Regions from separate parts of the Homo sapiens genome. Here region 2 is linked to region 1. A link is an interaction called in ENCODE POLR2A ChIA-PET data of the cell type or tissue named here. Cell type or tissue: Panc1. All regions are shown on one strand. Links, peaks and the distances in the headings refer to the core of each region. The heading gives the core; the rest is flanking DNA. Region 1 holds the start of WASHC2C (WASH complex subunit 2C). Region 2 overlaps ZFAND4 (zinc finger AN1-type containing 4).

Region 1 (5,350 bases), core at 351-5,350:
CCTAGCTACTTGGGAAGCTGAGGCACGAGAGTCACTTGAACCCAGGAGGTGGAGGTTGCAGTGAGCCAAGATCGTGCCACTGCACTCCAGCCTGGGCGTCAGAGTAAGACTCTGTCTCCAAACAGACAAATAAATAAATAAATGGGCTACTCTATTCAGGAGAAATTCAGATTTTGGAGTCACAATGTTTCAGTGATAAATTCCAGGGTGTGGGACGTAGATTAAGGGTGTTAAGTTCGTGGCCACTGAAGTTACCCATGATGGTGTTACATAAAATCCAAGTTTGGTAATTGGCTCGCCTCAATTTTACCAACCAAGTTCCAAGTTCTAAAGTGTGTATGTGTGTGCGTGCGTGCGCGCGCGCGTGTGTGTGTGTTTTAATGAATGTGGGGGAAGTGGAAGAGGTTGGTAGATGGTGACTTAAAAATGAAGTCCCCTTAAGACTCTAAGACTGTTTTTGCAGACAGCAGTCTTAGTCTTCTTCCAGGCTGGAGTGGAGTGGTGCAATCTCGGCTGACTGCAACCTTGGTCTCAGGGGCTCAAGCGATCATTCCACCTCATTCTCCTGAGTAGCTCGAACTACAGATCTATGCCGCCATGTCCAGCTAATTTTTTTTTTTTGTAGATATGGGGTTTCACCATGTTTCCCAGGCTGGTCTCGAACCGCCTTGGCCTCCCACAGTGCTGGGATTACAGGTGTGAGCCACCACGCCAGCCCAGCCTTAGTGTTAACACTGTTATAGGTTACTGTAACATATTGGCTCACAGTGTGTGTTCTCGGGTCTGCCTCTTTCCTGGTTACCTAATCATAAGTAAGTTACTTCTCCTTTCTGTACCTCAGTTTCCTCAACTATAATTTGGAAATAATATTTCCTCCCTCATAGTCATTGTGTGAATTAAATGAACAATGTATAAAGTGGTAAATACTGAACACTTGATAAATGTTAGCTATTATTAAAGGAGAGACTGATATTTAAATGATTACAATACAATGTAATACCTTAGGATAAATACATCAAAAACAACTTTTTTCCTTATTTATTTTACAGCTTTATTACTGATTTCCCTCTAAAAAGAGACCCAAATAAATGTGGAGCGACTCATTATAGAGTAAGGAATCACAAAGTACCATAGTCACGTAACAAAAGCAAAAAAAAAAAAAAAGCAATTGTTTTACCTTTCAACTGCTGATGTTATGTACAATCTATCACAAGAAGCATAGCTGTGCATTCATGAGCTGATTGTATTAACCTCTAGAATTTTAGAAACGAGCACATCTAAGCATGTGGATACTCTCTTACCTTACAAAGTAAAAGCAAGCATTTTCTATTTTAAAATTTTTATATCTGTGTAAAACGAAGAATTCCTGGAGGTCAAATAAGAAAAATATACCAAACTCAAAACACTATTAAGTCATGAAACGAAGACTCTGAGGTAGAAGTCAAGCAATATAATCCACAATTTCAGGTATTCCCAGCAACCATCGCATCTCGCAAGTAAGATGTATTTTTTTTTAAAGTCTCAACTTCCAAAAAATCAATAATCCATTCTGTAAAATCAGATGTAAAACTATGACCGAGCCGGGCGCAGTGGCTCACGCCTGTAATCCCAGCACTTTGGGAGGCTGAGGCGGGCGGATCACGAGGTCAGGAGATCGAGACCATCCTGGCTAACACAGTGAAACCCTGTCTCTATTAAAAATACAAAAAATTAGCCAGGCGTGGTGGCGGGCTCTTGTAGTCACAGCTACTCGGGAGGCTGAGGCAGGAGAATGGCATGAACCTGGGAGGCGGACCTTGCAGTGAGCCGAGACTGCACTCCAGCCTGGGCGACAGAGAGAGACTCCGTCTCAAAAACAAACAAACAAACAAACAAACGACAACAAAAAAAACCAACTATGACCGACAGAAGACACCCAAACTTTTGTCGTGGTAACACAGTAAATGCTTTTACTAAAAGCTGCCAACATTTCTATCGTAAGGGGGCAGCTGGTTGTAACCTTAATGTCCATATTGGTCGGGATAGTAAGGTTCTTGTCTGTGTTGCGGGTAATTGTTACCGCAGGATTGTCCACGCCACTGATTGGATCGATTGTCACTTGGCCACCCCCATCTGCCGTCCCTGCCTCTGAACTGTCTGCTATCTTGCAACCGATTGTCTCTGTTTCTTTGGTTCCCACCAGCTCTGCTATTCCATTCCTCAACAATTGGAGAGGACTCAGGAGGGCGTTTCAAGTATTCCTGATACTCCTCGTCATCTTCTGTGAATCTACTAGCAAACATCTCTTCAAAATTTGGAACAGCTTTGGCAGTGTCAGTCATTCTGAAATTCCCAAAGATTTGAGGCAGCTGTATTGTTTAATGTTTAGGTTGTTTAAATCCGCCAAGGGCTGTGTCTATCTAGCTCGGGCCGAACCCCGCCAGCGAGACACTAAGAGACCGCAGGAGAGGTGGCCTCTGGCCCACCACACCGTGGAACTCCAGACCACCCCAGCTCTCCAATGTAGCGGAGACCCTTCCGCTAGCCATAGAAAATAACTTAAGTCACTTAAGCTGTACTTGGGGTAATCAGGTTATTTAATGAGGTGATAACTGAGGTGACTACAAAAGAAAAGTCTGGGATTGGGTGTGTGAGCAAGGTGCATGGGGACAGTGGTATGTTCTAGGTTGAAGGCTCACCCTAGGCCAAGCACCGTGGCACCTGTTTTACAATATCATAACTTTAATATCACATCCTTGCAAGATATGTAGCTTCGTTTTACTGAGGAAAGCTCAGAAAAGTTAAATAACTCGCCCTTGGGCACACATGACTGGAAAGAAATTGGGATTTTTATTTTAGTAAGTAAGTTGGTCAGGCACAAGGGCGACTCAGCAGAGGGAACTTCAAGGAAGTGTGAGACAACAGCTGGAGCCCTGAGCTGGGAGAGTGGAGGACGAATTATAAAGAGTTTTATGCCTGCCATAATGAGAAGCTTGTCCTTGAACTTGAGGGGAATGCTGAGAGTGCAAAGGACTTTAAGCAGGCCCTACACAGTGGCAGCCAAGCAGGTCATAAAGAGCAAGATGATGCCCAGGCAGATCAGGGATTCTCTTATCTACAGAGCGTCCGCCTACCAGCTCCTTCACAGCAGCGGATTTTGCTGCAAGAGAAGAGGCAGCAGGCCAGGCCTTTTCCTTCGCCCACAGCGCCTACGTCGAAGGCTCCCAGGCTGGTTGCTCCACTGGCTGCTTGAGGTCCCCTCTCTCCAGACCCGCCGAACTGGCGGCCGGTGCTTTGGCCGATCCCGCGCCGCTGCCTCGGGCCTTGGGCGGCAGCGCCCCCCGCCCAACCCGCCTCTGCAGCGTTCCTGGCGTCAGCCCCTATCCTCCAGCTTCCTCCGCCCCAACCTAGGGTAGAACCCCAAACTCCAGTCCCAGTCCACTTCCGCAGCTTCCTCCCCTCAGCATCGCAGGTCGGATCACGTGCGGGTTCTGTCACGTGACATCAGGTCACGTGAGGCCGGTCACGCCCCGGGCAGCTTGGCTGGGGCTAGGCTTCCGGGGCTCTGCGGTCCTCGGCCTGTGCTGGCAGCCTCGGAGCCCACCGAGCCGGGCGGCTGGGATGGTGAGGGCGGCGGGCCGGAGAGGGGCCGGCCTGGGCTGGGGCCGCCGTCCCTGCCGCCCTCAGGCTCAGCCTCTCTTCTCGTTTTTTTCGCTGCAGATGAACCGGACGACCCCCGACCAGGAGCTGGTGCCGGCGTCGGAGCCCGTGTGGGAGCGGCCGTGGTCGGTGGAGGAGATCCGCAGGAGCAGCCAGAGCTGGTCGCTGGCGGCCGACGCGGGCGTGAGAGGCGGGCCCCGGGGACGCGAGAGCGGCAGGGGTGACGCTTGGCTTGCGCGCAGGAGGGCCGGACCGCGACTGCCCCTGCACCTGGCCCGTCCCGTTGCCTGCCCTCTTAGGAACACACGCCCCGTTTAGCCCCCGAGAATGCCACCCTGGCAGTCCCCGGCCACCAGGGAGAGGGGCAGACCCTGACCGTGGCCCAGACGCGACGTTCCCTTCATGGGGTTTCTGGCTCAGCTCCATCCGGAGGGGAGATCCGTTTCCGCCACACTGAGGGATTGCTCGGGCACTAGGGAGGCGATTCCTGTTGGGACCTGGACTAAATGGGGTGGGAAACAAGCCAGTATGTGGATATCCTTTAATGGGATTCTTCAAATCGGGGGCCCAAAAAGCTCAGAACTGTTCGAGTCCCAAATGAATAGGATTTTTGAATAAGAGTGGTGGTTGATTAGCTAACCCTTGGTCTGTGATCTCTGTAGATTGACAACCAAAGAGGACTTTTAAAAGGAGACAGGGTTTTGCCCTGTCGCCCAGGCTGGAGTGCAAGTGGCTCGATCTTGGCTCACTGAATCCTCTGGGGTTCAGGTGATCCTCTCACCTCAGCGTCCTGAGTAGCTGGGACTATAGGCGTCCACCACACCTGTCTGATTTGTTTATTTATTTAATTTTAGTAGAGATGGGGGTCTTGCTATGTTGCCCAGACTGGTCTGCAACTCCTGGACTCTAGCGATAACCCTGCCTCAGCCTCCCAAAGTGTTGGATTACAAGCGTGAGCCACCATACCCAGTGCCAAAAAGGGATTTTAAATTTTTCCAGAAACGAGATAGGTGTCCATTAGCTCACTGCCACTCTTTTGATGAGCTTTCTTAGTGTTTTCCAATGTCACTTGGTTTTAGTACTTGTCAAACCAGCATTCCGGCCGGGCACAGTGGCTCACACCTGTAATCCTAGCACTTTGGGAGGCCGAGGTGGGCGAATCACGAGGTCAGGAGTTCGAGACCAGCCTGGCCAACATGGTGAAACCCCGTCTCTACTAAAAATACACAAAATTAGTTGGGCGTTGTGGCGGGCACCTGTAATTCCAGCTACTCGGGAGGCTGAGGCAGGAGAATCGCTTGAACGCGGGAGGTGCAGTGAGCCGAGATGGCGCCACTGTACTCCAGCCCAGGCAACAGAGTGAAACTCTCTCTCAAAAAAAAAAAAAAGCATTTCTTTCACATTCTAACACTCAAAGGTGAAAGGAAATGGGTTCTTTTTTGATGTGACATGCAGAATAGTTACATGTAACATTGATACTACTGTATGTTTATTTTTTAAAATAGCTACTACAGTTTCTACAGGAATTCTCACAGCAAACTATCTCTAGGACCCATGAAATCAAGAAACAAGTGGACGGACTAATCCGGGAAACCAAAGCCACAGATTGTCGCCTGCATAATGTCTTCAATGACTTCCTTATGCTCTCTAATACCCAGTTCATAGAGAATGTGAGTTATTTAGTTATATTATAATTCCTTTTTTGGGAGTA
Region 2 (5,379 bases), core at 97-5,096, 74 kb before region 1:
CAGGGTGCCTTACTCAGGCAAGTGTATGTGTGGATCTTCTCATAACAGAAAAATCTTTCAGATTTTATCAGCTATAAAACAATATATATGAAGTTTGATATGCATTGGGCACAATTTAGTTTTAGAAAAGAAACATTTTAATCTTTCTATGCTGCTTTGATAATAGTTATTTCAAAAACAATTTTTTTTTATTTGTATTCGTTTTTTGAGACAGAGTCTCACTCTGTCACCCAGACTGGACTGTAGTGGCGCAGTCTCCACTCACTGTAACCTCTGTCACCCAGACTGGACTGTAGTGGCGCAGTCTCCACTCACTGTAACGTCTGTCTCCCAGGTTCAAGCAATTCTCATGTCTCAGCCTCCTGAGTAGCCCGCCACCATGCCCAGCTAATTTTTGTATTTTTAGTAGAGATGGGGTTTCACCATGTTGGCCAAGCTGGTCTCAAACTCCTGACCTCAATACCACTGCCTGTAATCCCAGCTACTCGGGAGGCTGAGGCAGGAGAATCACTTGAACCCAGGTGGCAGAGGTTGAAGTGAGCAGAGATCATGCCACTGCACTCCAGCCTCGGTGACAGAGCAAGACTCCGTCTCAAAAAAAAAAAGAAAAGTAAAAAATATATATATTTACCTCAGAATCTGTATCACACTCCTCATAAACATATAAAATAATTTTAGTTCTAATAAGAAAAGTAGGTGTTTTGATTAAACACTTTGGTTTAAAGTAGTACTACGCACAAATAACCAACTTTCAAAAATGTAATACAATAGAGTTCACATGGCATTAAACACTATATAATTCTATCTTAACATAATGGTTCAGTAAACACAGGGTTCTTGTGCTACTTCAAGAGTTATTACTATAAACATCACATAGTTATTACTATAAACATTTATAGTTATTACTATAAATGTCACATAGGACAATTACCTAAATCCAATTAATTAAAAGTCTCTGGTATCAGGAGTGCTAAAAGGCCCTAACATTATTAACTTTGTTTTTCTCTAACCTATAAAAAGCAGTCCAACAGCCAAAGTAGCATATCTCATTAAATCCTCTTGAAATAGCTAAGAAAAAGATGGCAATAATCCTATTTTCTAACCAAAATTATTAAACATAGGGATATAATTTGACATGTGGAAGCAAGCCAGGAGTAGAATCAATACTTATCCTTCGGTTTTCTGGTTAGTGAAGGATCAAATAAATCTGAAGGACTTCCTCAAAATGAGGTCCACAGAAGAGGATGCTCTGACTAGTCTCCTCCACTTCATGGGAATTCATGTGACATACCTGACTCAGGGACCAATGTGAATACTGCCGTCTCTTCTTGTGCTTAATAAAACCCTCTCATCAATCAAGTCTCCACTAATGTCATCTTTTTCGAGGGCCCTTCCTACCCTATTTTCTGCATAGCACTTACAACCATTAGGAGTTACATCGACTCTTTACACATTTATTGTAGGCACTGTCATGAAGCAGAGACTTTCTCTCCCATGTCTACCATACTTGGAACATTGCACTGACCATTCAGTAGACGCTCAATACGTATTTGTTGAATGAATGACTGGATTTCAGAACTACTTATATTCTGAGAAAGGATGCAACCGGGGCCATGATAATATCCATGAAACCCAGACACATCACAAACCAGGTAAACAGGCAATGTTGGAATTTTGCAAAACGATCATCATCTTGGGATTTGAAGATCTGGTAGATTTAAAAATAAACAAGACTCGTATGAAACTAAACACAATGGTAAAGTAGTATTTATAGTATGTCATTCCATTTCTGTTCCCTATACTGGCAAAAGGTTTATTTTTAAACCTCTCTGAATTGGATCAGGAATCATGTGATTTTTCTGAATTGTATTTTAGAGTTCCAGCCTCTAGGCATTTAGGTTTTAAAGAACAATGCCTAGAGAATCAAATGTGATTTTTCTAAGACCTAATAGCAGAAAGGAAACCTAAATAAAACCTGAGGCTATAAAAATACTAACTGACATAAAGAATGTTACTGTCAAATTGCTTTAATATATATATATGCCTACCTCTTCTAGTATTTATAGGTCCGCCACGCATAGCCAAAACTAGCTTCAAGGTACACCCTTCTGAAATGCTGTGGATAGTTAACACAAAAATAAATCATAATCATCAAAATGCATTCAGTTAAATGTACACATAATTATGTGCTGGCTTATCAGGCAGAGTGGCCACTCTCTAAAATATAAAAAGATATAGCAATGTAAATACATATAAAATGTTAACATATTTACTGGTACAAATAATAAAAAAGGTGAAACAAATTCTCATAAGCCATAAAGAAATCCAAGAATAAACATACTGGAAAAGACCTCTGTGATTACGTGTTTTAGCCTGTTCATTTCACATTAAGGAAAAGGAGGCCCAGAGAACAAAAGTGGCATGCCGGAGACCCAAAGTGCAGAAAATAGCAAATCTATTTAATAAAACAGAAAATAGAAAAATAACAAGGTCTCCTGACTCTCAGTGCTCTTACAGCTATTCCACACTGCCTCTTATCCTTTTACTCTTTTCTTAACAAAAGAGTGATGAATTATGTGAAAGAGGGGAGAAATAAGAGAGACAAAGTGTCAGAAAGTACGTTGGTAGTCACTGGTGCACACAGCATTGCTTAGTAACAAAAGGAGGGCTTAATGAGAAAGGAAAGACTTTGGGAAGAACAATTCTCTCTTATCCAAAACTCTTGTAAAAACAGAAAGAAAGGAACATAGCCAGGAAGGAATGGTTCAATATTCAAAGAAAGGAGAAAAGTAGGCAAGAAGATAATAGGAGGATTTCAAAAGGCAGGAGATAAACAGCTTGACATGAAAAATGAAAAGGGAAAATAAATGTATCAGAGGATAAAGGTTAAAGTAGTATACAGTACCAAACTAATGCATCTAAAGTTCAGGATGTATAATGAAATCTAGGAATGTGAACTATTCAGGAGAAAAACAGACATGATCTAAGAGTTCAAAAGAAAAACATTAGCATATGGAGTCATAATACTAAGTGCCTACAAAACAGCCAATATGCAATTACACTCACTTGTAATCATTCAAGCAATAATCATTTTCAAGTTCCATGTTATTCCAAATTAAGTGTTGTCGACAGATGGGAATACCTTAAGGGAAAGTTATTAAAAAAAAGTGTTAAAGAATTCAATAGCATCTCCAAAAGAGTATGATACAAATCTATTTCATTAAGGAACTAAGAGCACTAAAAAATTAAACATTCTTCTAAATTGAATGCTAGGTGCTAAAATTTACAGAATCATAGGTAGAAGGCATGCCTAAAAGGAGATATAGTCCAATCCATTCACTGTAGAAAAGAACAGCATGTTGCAATAACTCTCTGGTCCTAAAACAAGGTATAAGATAGGGATCCCTTTAAAAGGCAAGATATCATGCTCCTGCACAGCAAAAGAAACTATCAACAGAGTAAAGAGATGATCTACAGAATGGGAGAACATATTCACAAACTATGCATCTGACAAAGATCTAATATCTACGATCTGTAAAGAACTTAATTCAACAAACAAAGAACAACCCCATTAAAAAATGGGCAAAGGACATGCATGAACAGACACTTCTCAAAAAAAGACATATATGTGGCCAACAAATATATTTAAAAAGCTCAACATTACTAATCATTAGACAAATGTAAATCAAAACCACAATGAGATACAAGCTCACACCTGTCAGAATGGCTATTAATAAAAAGTCAAAAAATAACTGATGTTGTCAAGGTTGAGGAGAACAGGGAACGCATACACTGCTGGTGGGAATGCAAATTAGTTCAGCCATTGTGGAAAGCAATGTGGAGATTTCTCAAAGAGTTTAAAACAGAACGACCATTGAACCCAACAATCCCACTACTGGGTATATACCCAGAGAAAAATAAATCACTCTATCAAAAAGACACATGCACTAGTATGTTCATCACAGTACTATTCACAATACAAAAGAGATGAAATCAATCAAGATGCCCCTGCAACAGTGGACTGGACAAATAAAATGTGGTGCATATACACCACAGAACACCATGCGGCCATAAAAAGAATAAAATCATGTCCTTTGCAGCAACATGAATGCAGCTGGAGGCCATCATCCTAAGAGAACAAATGCAGGAACAGAAAACCCAAATAACATGTGTTCTCACTTATAAGCAGGAGCTAAACACTGAGTATATATGGAGACAAAGATGGGAACAATAAACACTAGGGACTACATGGGGAGGGAAGGGGATGTGGGTTGAAAAACTACCTATCGAGTACTATGCTCACATCCTGGGTGACAGGATAATTCATACACCAAACTTCAGCAACACACAATTTACCCACGTAACAAACCTACCCATGTATCCACTGAACCTAAAAGTTGAAAAAACAAAAAAAGATATTGGGCTGGGCACAGTAGCTCATGCCTGTAATTCCAGCACTTTAGGAGGCCGAGGCAGGTGGATCACGAGGTCAAGAGATCGAGACCATCCTGGCCAACATGGTGAAACCCCGTCTCTACTAAAAATACAAAAATTAGCCAGGCATAGTGGCAGGCGCCTGTAGTAGCAGCTACTCTGTAGGCTGAGGCAGGAGAATCACTTGAACCTGGGAGGCAGAGGTTGCAGTGAGCCGAGATTGCGCCACTGCACTCCAGCCTGGCAACAGAGTGAGACTCCATCTCAAAAAAAAAAAAAGATATCATGAATCAGGCCTGAAGAGTTTAGTATTTGAGGCCTAAAATGGAAATCAAAAGCAAGCAGGAGTAGCTATTCTTATATCAGAGAAAACAGAGTTTAAAGCAACAATATTACAAAAAAAGACAAAGAAGGTCATTATATAATGATAAAAGGATCAATCCAACAAGAAGATATTACAATCCTAAATATATATGCACCTAACTCTTGAGCTCCCAGATTCATAAAACAATTGCTATCAGGAAAAGAGATAAACAACAACACAATAATAGTGGGGGACTTTAACACTCCACTGACAGCACTAGACAGGTCATCAAGCCAGAAAGTCAACAAAGAAAAAATGGACTTAAACTGCACTCTAGAACAAATGGACCTAACAGATATTTACAGAACATTCAACCGAAGAACTGAAAAATATACATTCGTCTCATCAGCACATGAAACATTCTCCAAGATAGATCATATGAGAAGCCACAAAAAAGTCTCAAAAATTTTTAAAAAATCAAAATTCTATCAAGTATCCCCCCCAGACCACAGTGGAATAAAATTAGAAATCAACTCCAAAAGGGAATCCTCAAACTATACAAATACATGGAAATTAAACAATCTGCTCCTGAATGATTTTTGGGTTAACAATGAAATCAAGATGGAGATTTAAAAATTCTT

Evidence for each region. Peaks named below come from ENCODE experiments on the same cell type or tissue, not always from the same donor. Only the 100,000 strongest peaks of a DNase experiment are listed, where the experiment ranks them.
Region 2: POLR2A ChIA-PET joins it to region 1 with 6 read pairs; 3 of 35 experiments call an interaction of 5 or more read pairs at or near these places.

The regions. Positions count from the first base shown.
Region 1 is chr10:45,723,718-45,729,067 of GRCh38, forward strand. It overlaps WASHC2C (WASH complex subunit 2C), which reads left to right and starts at 3,549. Exons shown (of 31, transcript NM_001330074.2): 1 at 3,549-3,603; 2 at 3,700-3,822; 3 at 5,145-5,309. The coding sequence starts at 3,601. It overlaps LOC107984227 (RNA guanine-N7 methyltransferase activating subunit-like), which reads right to left and starts at 3,465. Exons shown (of 1, transcript NR_199876.1): 1 at 1,035-3,465. RefSeq lists enhancers at 2,775-3,520, 3,521-4,265 and a silencer at 3,240-3,289. In Panc1, for the core only: no CTCF peak of the experiment used is centred there; a DNase peak (open chromatin) is centred at 3,264; H3K4me3 peaks cover 1,781 bases; H3K27ac peaks cover 890 bases.
Region 2 is chr10:45,649,918-45,655,296 of GRCh38, forward strand. ZFAND4 (zinc finger AN1-type containing 4) reads right to left here. Exons shown (of 10, transcript NM_174890.4): 3 at 3,067-3,142; 4 at 2,049-2,116. Among named protein-coding and RNA genes, the nearest start is that of ZFAND4, 20 kb to the right of the region's middle. RefSeq lists an enhancer at 4,679-4,778. In Panc1, for the core only: no CTCF peak of the experiment used is centred there; no DNase peak of the experiment used is centred there.